Regions from separate parts of the Mus musculus genome. Here all the other regions are linked to region 1. A link is a loop called in an ENCODE intact Hi-C map of the cell type or tissue named here. Cell type or tissue: heart. All regions are shown on one strand.

Region 1 (2,500 bases):
CAAAACAGAAACCTGGCCTGATGTGCCAGCATCTGCTGGTAATCCTCACGAGGGCAAGGCAAGAGAGCCTCAAATCTGAGGTCACCTCGAGCTGCAATAACAAAACACTGTCAGAAAAGGATGGTCCCCGGGAACTGACTGTGTAGCTTCTGCAAACATTGCAGGTGGGAATTAAGCACTGGGAACAATTAGGAACTGATTTCAAGTTATACCCAGTAGCTGTCGCAATCTCAACGAGTGCCCTCCCTCTTTATATTTTTATAAGTGTATATCAATAAGTATTAAAATGAAAAGGGAGAAAGAAGAGAAAATTGATTAGTACTCCAGTGAGTCCCGAGTTTGTGGTGTTTTAGTCTAAAATCTTTTTTTTTTTTTTTGGTTTTTTTTTTTTCGAGACAGGGTTTCTTTGTGTAGCCCTGGCTGTTCTGGAACTCACTCTGTAGACCAAGCTGGCCTCAAACTCAGAAATCCACCCGCCTCTGCCTCCCAAGTGCAGGGATTAAAGGTGTGCGTCACCACACCTGGCTATAAATCTTAATATAAAAGGATGTAATTCCAACTCTAACTTCTTATATAAGACCTGTCCAGAACCACTTTTTTCCCATCTAAAAGAAGAAAAAAAAGGAAAGGAATATTTAAAATGTCTGAACGAGAGAGATGTCTCAGCACTAAGAACACTGGCTGTATTTCCTGGTGTAGTGGGCACCCTTTTCTGACCTATGTGGATACCAGGCATGAATGTGGTGCATATACTTACATGCAAGCAAAACAACCATGCATATGAAATAAAGAACTAAGGCAAAACATATTACTCTAGGCAGGGCCTTGAGTGGCCCAAGAACTTGGCATATGGAGGTAGACAGATCAGAAGTTCCCTACCAGCCTGGACCACATGAGACCTTATGTTCAAAACAATAAGAACATTTAAAAGTACAATTTTAATAGATTTCATATATATATATAATATACTTTCTGTGTTGTTTAATAATTACTATCTAAATATATTTTATATTTAAATATAGAAATGTTATACACACGTATGTGTAATAACAAAACTAGTGTATGACTGTAGATATGGCTCAGTACTAGCCTAATATGAACAAAGTCCTGAGTTTGTTTCCTAGCTTCTCAAAGCCAAAATTATACACAACAGAGGGGGAAAGTATCCTCAAACACCAGGCCAAAACAGCAAAAAGCAAGCCCAAACTTAACTAAATTAAGGGAACTCCGCAGAGGCCACCCTAAAGTTTTCAGGGAGCTGAGCAGGTGCAGCTGCGCGAGGATCGGAGGCTTGGCGGGGTGTTTGTGAAAGGAATCAAGTTCAGTTGGGTTCCCACGCGGGCATGTGCGGATGTGCTCCGAGGACGAGGCGCCGGGCGGAGCCTGGGCTGCAGAGCCGGCGCTCGGGGCGGGGATCGGGCGCGGCTCCGCGCTCGGGGCGGGGAGCTGGCCCAGCGTCCGGAGCTGCTCGGTCAGGCCCGAGCCAGACGGCGGGCCGGTCCCGCACCATGGGCCGGATGGTGGCTCTGAGTTTGCTGGGCATCGGGCTGGCGCTGCTGGGCGAGCGGTTCCTAGCGCTCAGGTAGGTGCTGCCGAGGGTCCCGGGTCGGGAGTCCCTAGGCTGGGACCGCCGAGCTGATTGGGGCGCTCGCGCGGCGGGTGGGAGGGGGTGAGAGGGGGGGAGGTAACTGGAGAGAGAGCTTGTTTAGTTCGGGGGGGGGGGGGGACCGGATGGAAGGAAGAACTTCGGATAGCTACCGGTGCTCCGTTTAACCGACCCAGTCCACTTCCACCAAGACCTAGACACTTTGGGAAAAAGTTTTCCAGCGCTTGCTGGTGCCGAGGTTCCTCTGCCTAGGCTGACAAGAGAGAGCTTTGCAAATTCCCCAAGGGCAAACCCAGTGCTTTAATTTGAAAACAAAACCATTACTCATGCGTGGACGCTCTAATTATACAGCTTCATTTTAGGTCACTGGTGCTGTTCTGCTCAGCCGGAACCCATCCCTCCCCAGCATTAATAGTTGGTGAAACTTCAGGGTTTCCGTCTTGGCGCTGGAGATCAAAGACGCTTGAGAGAGACAGCTACTGTTCTTACATCATTTCCTTATTTATTGACCAGAGTCCCAGAAGCAGAGCGAGCGATTGTTTGTTCTGGGTAGACATCATACTTTCAAGTTACCAATTCAAACTTTATAAACTTCTTGCAAAAGTGTTCCGGAACAGTAGTACTCAGCTCCTTATAGGGTTAAAGAGAAAAGACAGTCTTCTGTAGGCGTTCTGGGAGGCAACGTAGACTCAGATGAGGAAGGCGGGCAAGTCTGAAGGGTGTGCTTCACACTGGGCCTCTCTCTAATAGGCAAAAGGGAAGCGCCGGCACTCATTGGTTGTTTAGCAGCAAACTGCTATGAGTCTTGCATTGTACAAATAAGCCCGAAGGGCACAGCAACGGGGCCTGGATATTGGGATCTCCCGGAGTCTTGACGTCCAAGTAGCACCATGT
Region 2 (2,500 bases), 1.3 Mb after region 1:
AAAAATTACTTTTCTTCAAATTGAACAAGCTATCCAAAAGTTTTTTTTTTTTCTAAACGACTGGTTGCTTGACAGAGTGGGAAAAGAAGATTAATGTAATCAAGGCGCTTACTATCAACAAAGAATTGAAGTAAAAATTCCAAGTTTTCCATGGAGTTTCAGTGAACACTCCTGGGTATTTTTTCATTGACTGGCCAGGGTGGCCTGGAACTCCTAACCCTCCTGCCTCCACCTCCTAAGTGATTGAAAATTACAGGCATGCACCACCACACCCTGCATTTATTTATTTATTTATTTATTTATTTATTTATTTATTTATTTTACTTTGCAGCCATATCCCATACAGTATAAATGTAATTATGTGTCTATAAGTCAATACAGTAAAGTCTATTAATCATTTAACACACTTCCAAGACAAAATGGAAATTGCATACAATTTGCAAATAACAGAAACTCAGGCAGTGCTCTCAAGTCCCAATGGAGTCAGGATCTTTGCAAAATTAAAGCTAAAATTGTTGGGAGATTTTCAATGTGGTTTTAGAAACATTCTATCATACACCGTCCTTTCCAGAATGGAAGCCAGCTGCCCTTTAAGGGATTGGTTGTCTCCCCTGTTTGGGACTCTGTCTTGATAACATTTGGCTTTAGATTCCTTATTAGTTCCTGGCTCTTCTCACCTTTTGCGATTCCCCCACATCATCTAGAAGGTGGAGCCCCCTTAAAGAGAAGCTCCCAGAAAAAGACACCCACCCCTACCCCTCATCGTTTAATCCAGTAATCCTGACCTTGGCGCATTTCTGAGAGTGAATTCTGAAATAGCCAGCCACCTTACCTGTTGTCTCTGCAACTTGACTTCTTTGCGAAGTTGCTCAACCTCCATCTTCAGTTTTTCCTTTTCCGGCAGATCCTCGATGTGAAGGGCAGGCATCTTTGCCCCAGAACTGGGCCCAGAAGTCACTTGTGCAAGGGAGCCACTGGAAGCGCCTAGAACTGGGACGCTTCCCCAAATACCCGCGGGCCCAGGCTACCGCCCCCCGCGCGCAGGACGTGACTGGCTCGGGAACCGCAGCTCCCAGCTCCCCGGGGGCTCGGCTTCCTGCCCAAGCCTGCTCCCGATGGCCTTTCCCAGACTCCAACCAACTTCAGGGCGGCTTCTCCAGGCCGCAGCAGCCCTGTAGCCAGGCAGTCTGCCTAAATATGGGACATCCTCCTGGCTGCTCTGGGCAGGCTGCAGACCCTGCAGGAACAGGACCAGGTCGCAGCTCTGGGCTGGACTGCCACAGGACTCTTGCCACGCCCGGGGGAGCTGCTGGGCTGGAGACAGAAGTTTTACTTTTGTTCTCTCTCTCTCTCTCTCTCTCTCTCTCTCTCTCTCTCTCTCTCTCTCTCTCTCTCTCTCTCTCTCTCTGTGTGTGTGTGTGTGTGTGTGTGTGTGTGTGTGTCCAACTTAACATCCGGGTTTTGTTTAAAGCCAGGAAAGGAACACTACTCAGCAGGAAATAACTAAGGATCCTTAGATCCTTCACCTCTCCAAGTTTTAAAAATACACAGCATATAACTTTTCCATACACGTAGTGGGGAAAGTGGATATTGGGGAGGAAAAGAAGAGCAATATGGAACCTAGCTAGGTCTCAGAAGTATACAGCAGAATTGTGTTGACACATTCCACGTGGTTTCCTAAAAGCTCAAAAGGCCTTTCACAAAAATATGTTTGGAGGACAGAAGTGGTTTGAGATGCGGGGTGTTTCCTGTCATTAAATGACCATCTGGCTTCTCAATAATAGAGCTTTCACTTTTGGGGAAGGAAGACGTAACTCTGGGAGAATAGAGGACACCCAGAGAAGCCTAACAGAGGCTCAAAATCCCCTCCAGAGTTTCTTCCATCCCCGCAAGTTTTGGGAATACTCCTCTACACGAAGGGGCAGTTTTCTTGCTTTTTAACGTTTTGAATTCCTGGCAGACTTCCTTTCCTGGATGTAAGCAGCAAAATCACTTAGAAGCAGAAGAATCCCTACATTATGAGAACATGGTTCACAGAGAGCAGCCTTGGATAGCCAGGAGAGTCTACCGGGACATACTTAAGCAGGCAATGCCAACCTTTACTGGCTCCGTTGGTCATACTGCTCAAGGACAAGTAAAATATAACGTTTACGTAGGAAACCTGCCCTTGCAGTACTCGACTCCCTGTTCTTCCCAGAGACAACCTCCCAACTCATAGTTAAATGTGGATGAAGAGTGGAGCCATTAACTGAATATTTCAGGGTACCTGACCTTAGATACCCATCATTGTTTAGTAAGCACAAGCTTTGTTTGTGCAGTTTCTCACCAGGCTCTGCTGACTGTCCTCACTGAATATATTAAGATGAAAAGAACAATGGGCTATTTAATGAGTGCTGTTTGGTAGTCCTTCCAACTCTTCCTGAGCCATCATAGCTAAAATTCACTTATGTTTTGTTTTCCCATTTTAAAATTATGAAGTGAAGGAAGAGAGTGAGCTGCT
Region 3 (2,500 bases), 200 kb before region 1:
ACCTGTGCCTGCACAAGTCCACTAAACAGCAGAGCACTGGAATCTGGGGCAGAGTTTGAACTAGAGGCAGAAATCAGACATCAGTCCTGTGACTGGGTGAGCTCTCATGGGGGAAAATGCAAAGAGTGCACCCACCGTCATCTATGACTTTCATAACACCCCAGTCTCCTCATATGCAAGGGTCGAAGGCTAAGGGTGCCTTGGATAACAAACTGCCCTTGCAGTTTATTACTATTAGTAGTTCCCATTACATTGCATTTGCAACCAAGTCGTTACAGCGTCCCTAAACACTGGCTTCATTCTACAGTCCATTTAGAGTGAACGGGAGGACGAGAGAGGTTAGGATGAGAGTGTTATGACCCGCTAGCATGTTTCAACAGCAGTCATTAGGGAGGTCAATATTGGGCAGTAACAAAGTAGGGTAGGATGCACTGAGCCTCTGGGAAATGAAAGAGCCCAAATAACTAAAATATGCTACTGGTGCCTGCTAGTGACAAAGGCTGCTTTTTGGAAGGAGGGCAGCCGCAATGAAGAAAGAGCTTTTGGAGCAGACTGGGGAGTGGAGGGCGGTCAAGAGCAAACTAGAAGGCCTTAGAGAAAGAGGGGAATGACAGGGAAGGGGGACTACAGGGCCAGCCAAACCCTCAGCAAATCGCTCTTTAGTTTGCATTTAATTAACAGGTAGAAAGTGTTACAGGAGAGAAGTGAACTGGGATTTTCCACCACATTAATAATAAGCCTATTTAGGCAGTTTCTAAACTTGAGCTGTTCGCTAAGAAGAAAGTGGATAAAACTGTAGGGTGGTCCTTGCTTTCGAGGTCCAATGGCAAAGAAGCCCATACTTTAGTAAGCAGATGATTGGCTACTGTAAAAGTCCCGCTCTGAGCGAACACCAATGCACGCTCCGCGGTGAGATTCTTGGAAACAGTTTCTGGCTAGGAATGCGTGACATTGAGATGGCTCTGGAGTTGTAAACAAGGACAAGTCTGGGCGGGCCTGAAGTCCTAGCGACCTGGGATCTATCCCAAGGGGGCCCACGTCATCCCGGATGCCTGCTGTGGCTGCTCCCCCTATCCCACCCCAACCCTCCTCCCTCTCACCCTTTGCCCCTTGCAGGCCATGGAAACCGTGTCGGGATCACTGTGCCAGGCCTTTCTAGTGACCGCGGCCAAAGGGAGGAGCCCAAAGTTCTTTCTCTGAGCTGATTGGTGTGGCCCCAAGTTCAGAGTCCCAGAGCCTCCTCCTGGCTGGAGTTGTGGAGAGGGCGTGGAGGTAGATAAAAGGCAAGACATCGGGTGGTGGGAAGACCCAAGTGTCAACCCTTCACCCAGGCTCGAGCACCCGGGACCCTGGGACCACAACGCACTTGCTCCCTCTCGACCGCGCTCCTGACCCGCAGCCCTCGCCAACCCTACGGATCCTAACCACCGCCAGCCTAGGTGGGCGTCAGGATGAAGGCAGCCCGCTTCGTGATGCGCAGCGCCAGCTCGCTGAGCAGCGCCAGCCTGGTCCCCAGGGAGGTCGAGCTGTTCTCCCGCTACAGCCCGTCCCCGCTGTCCATGAAGCAGCTGCTGGACTTTGGTGAGAGGCGGGCGACGCAGGGCCCAGGAGGGTGGCGCTGAGGCTGGGGAGGCCCCAGGATGGGAAGGGCTGAGTTCAGGGCTAGGACGACTGAGGTCTCTTTGACCGAAGAACTCGGGATTCTCAAAAGGCTGTGCACCTGTTTTCCTAGTTTGGTTACTTTCTGACAGTTTGTACCAGAAAGGCTAAGTCACTTGTAACCATACTGATGCTCAACTTCGAATCTACTTTTCTCTTCTCACTGTCTAGATCATTTGAGTGTGTATATATATATATATATATATATATATATATATATATATATATATATATATATATCCTTTCAGCCACCATTTTAATAATGGACTAGAAGCTAAACTAACTCCTTTCTTCCCAATTTCCTAATAACACAAACTTACCTTAGATTGATAGATACAGATTTAAACTCATACTCCCCGCCTCCACACACACCCCGCTGATCTCTTGGCATGCCTAGCAGGCATCTTTACTATTTCTCCTTTATTGTTTTACAAGTATTTACATTACTACTACTACTACAAAAAAAAAAAAAAAAAGACAGTTACTCCTTTTCTTCCGCGGTGGCATATGGAACATTTCAAGATGTCAATGTGGTATTGTTTGTTGCTAGTCTGGAAAGGCCTCTGTCTCCTTCTACCCAGACCCTTTCAGGTTCATACTCATTAAGGGTGTGTTATTGAGTTTGTGGTACAGGCCCTGGACTCACGCATAGAAATAACTGGAGAGTGGTCTGATTTCTCCACCGTGGGCTTATTTTTTTCTTTTCATAAAGAAAATAAACAGTATTTCACCTATATTGGTCACTCTTAAAAAGTGAAAAGGGGGTGAAATTGGACAGAAAGAAAAAGGCACTAAAGATCTAGCTTTAAAGTGTCTATAAGCACTAAGCTAACTGTAGTTA

Evidence for each region. Peaks named below come from ENCODE experiments on the same cell type or tissue, not always from the same donor. Only the 100,000 strongest peaks of a DNase experiment are listed, where the experiment ranks them.
Region 2: it touches region 1 in a loop (6-fold over the local background); 2 of 42 quality-filtered maps call a loop at or near these places.
Region 3: a loop joins it to region 1, with 3 times the contacts of the local background. A loop is called at or near these places in 3 of 42 quality-filtered maps.

Annotation. Positions count from the first base shown.
Region 1 is chr6:5,297,294-5,299,793 of GRCm38, reverse strand. Pon2 (paraoxonase 2) reads left to right here and starts at 1,454. Exons shown (of 9, transcript NM_183308.3): 1 at 1,454-1,582. The coding sequence starts at 1,509. In heart, a CTCF peak has its summit at 1,329; DNase peaks (open chromatin) are centred at 1,423, 2,023 and 2,363; H3K4me3 peaks cover 1,445 bases; H3K27ac peaks cover 1,447 bases.
Region 2 is chr6:4,002,744-4,005,243 of GRCm38, reverse strand. It overlaps Gng11 (guanine nucleotide binding protein (G protein), gamma 11), which reads right to left and starts at 1,257. Exons shown (of 2, transcript NM_025331.2): 1 at 833-1,257. The coding sequence starts at 928. In heart, no CTCF peak of the experiment used is centred here; a DNase peak (open chromatin) is centred at 1,123; H3K4me3 peaks cover 1,542 bases; H3K27ac peaks cover 1,938 bases.
Region 3 is chr6:5,495,114-5,497,613 of GRCm38, reverse strand. It overlaps Pdk4 (pyruvate dehydrogenase kinase, isoenzyme 4), which reads left to right and starts at 1,336. Exons shown (of 11, transcript NM_013743.2): 1 at 1,336-1,581. The coding sequence starts at 1,452. In heart, no CTCF peak of the experiment used is centred here; a DNase peak (open chromatin) is centred at 1,063; H3K4me3 peaks cover 1,916 bases; H3K27ac peaks cover 1,775 bases.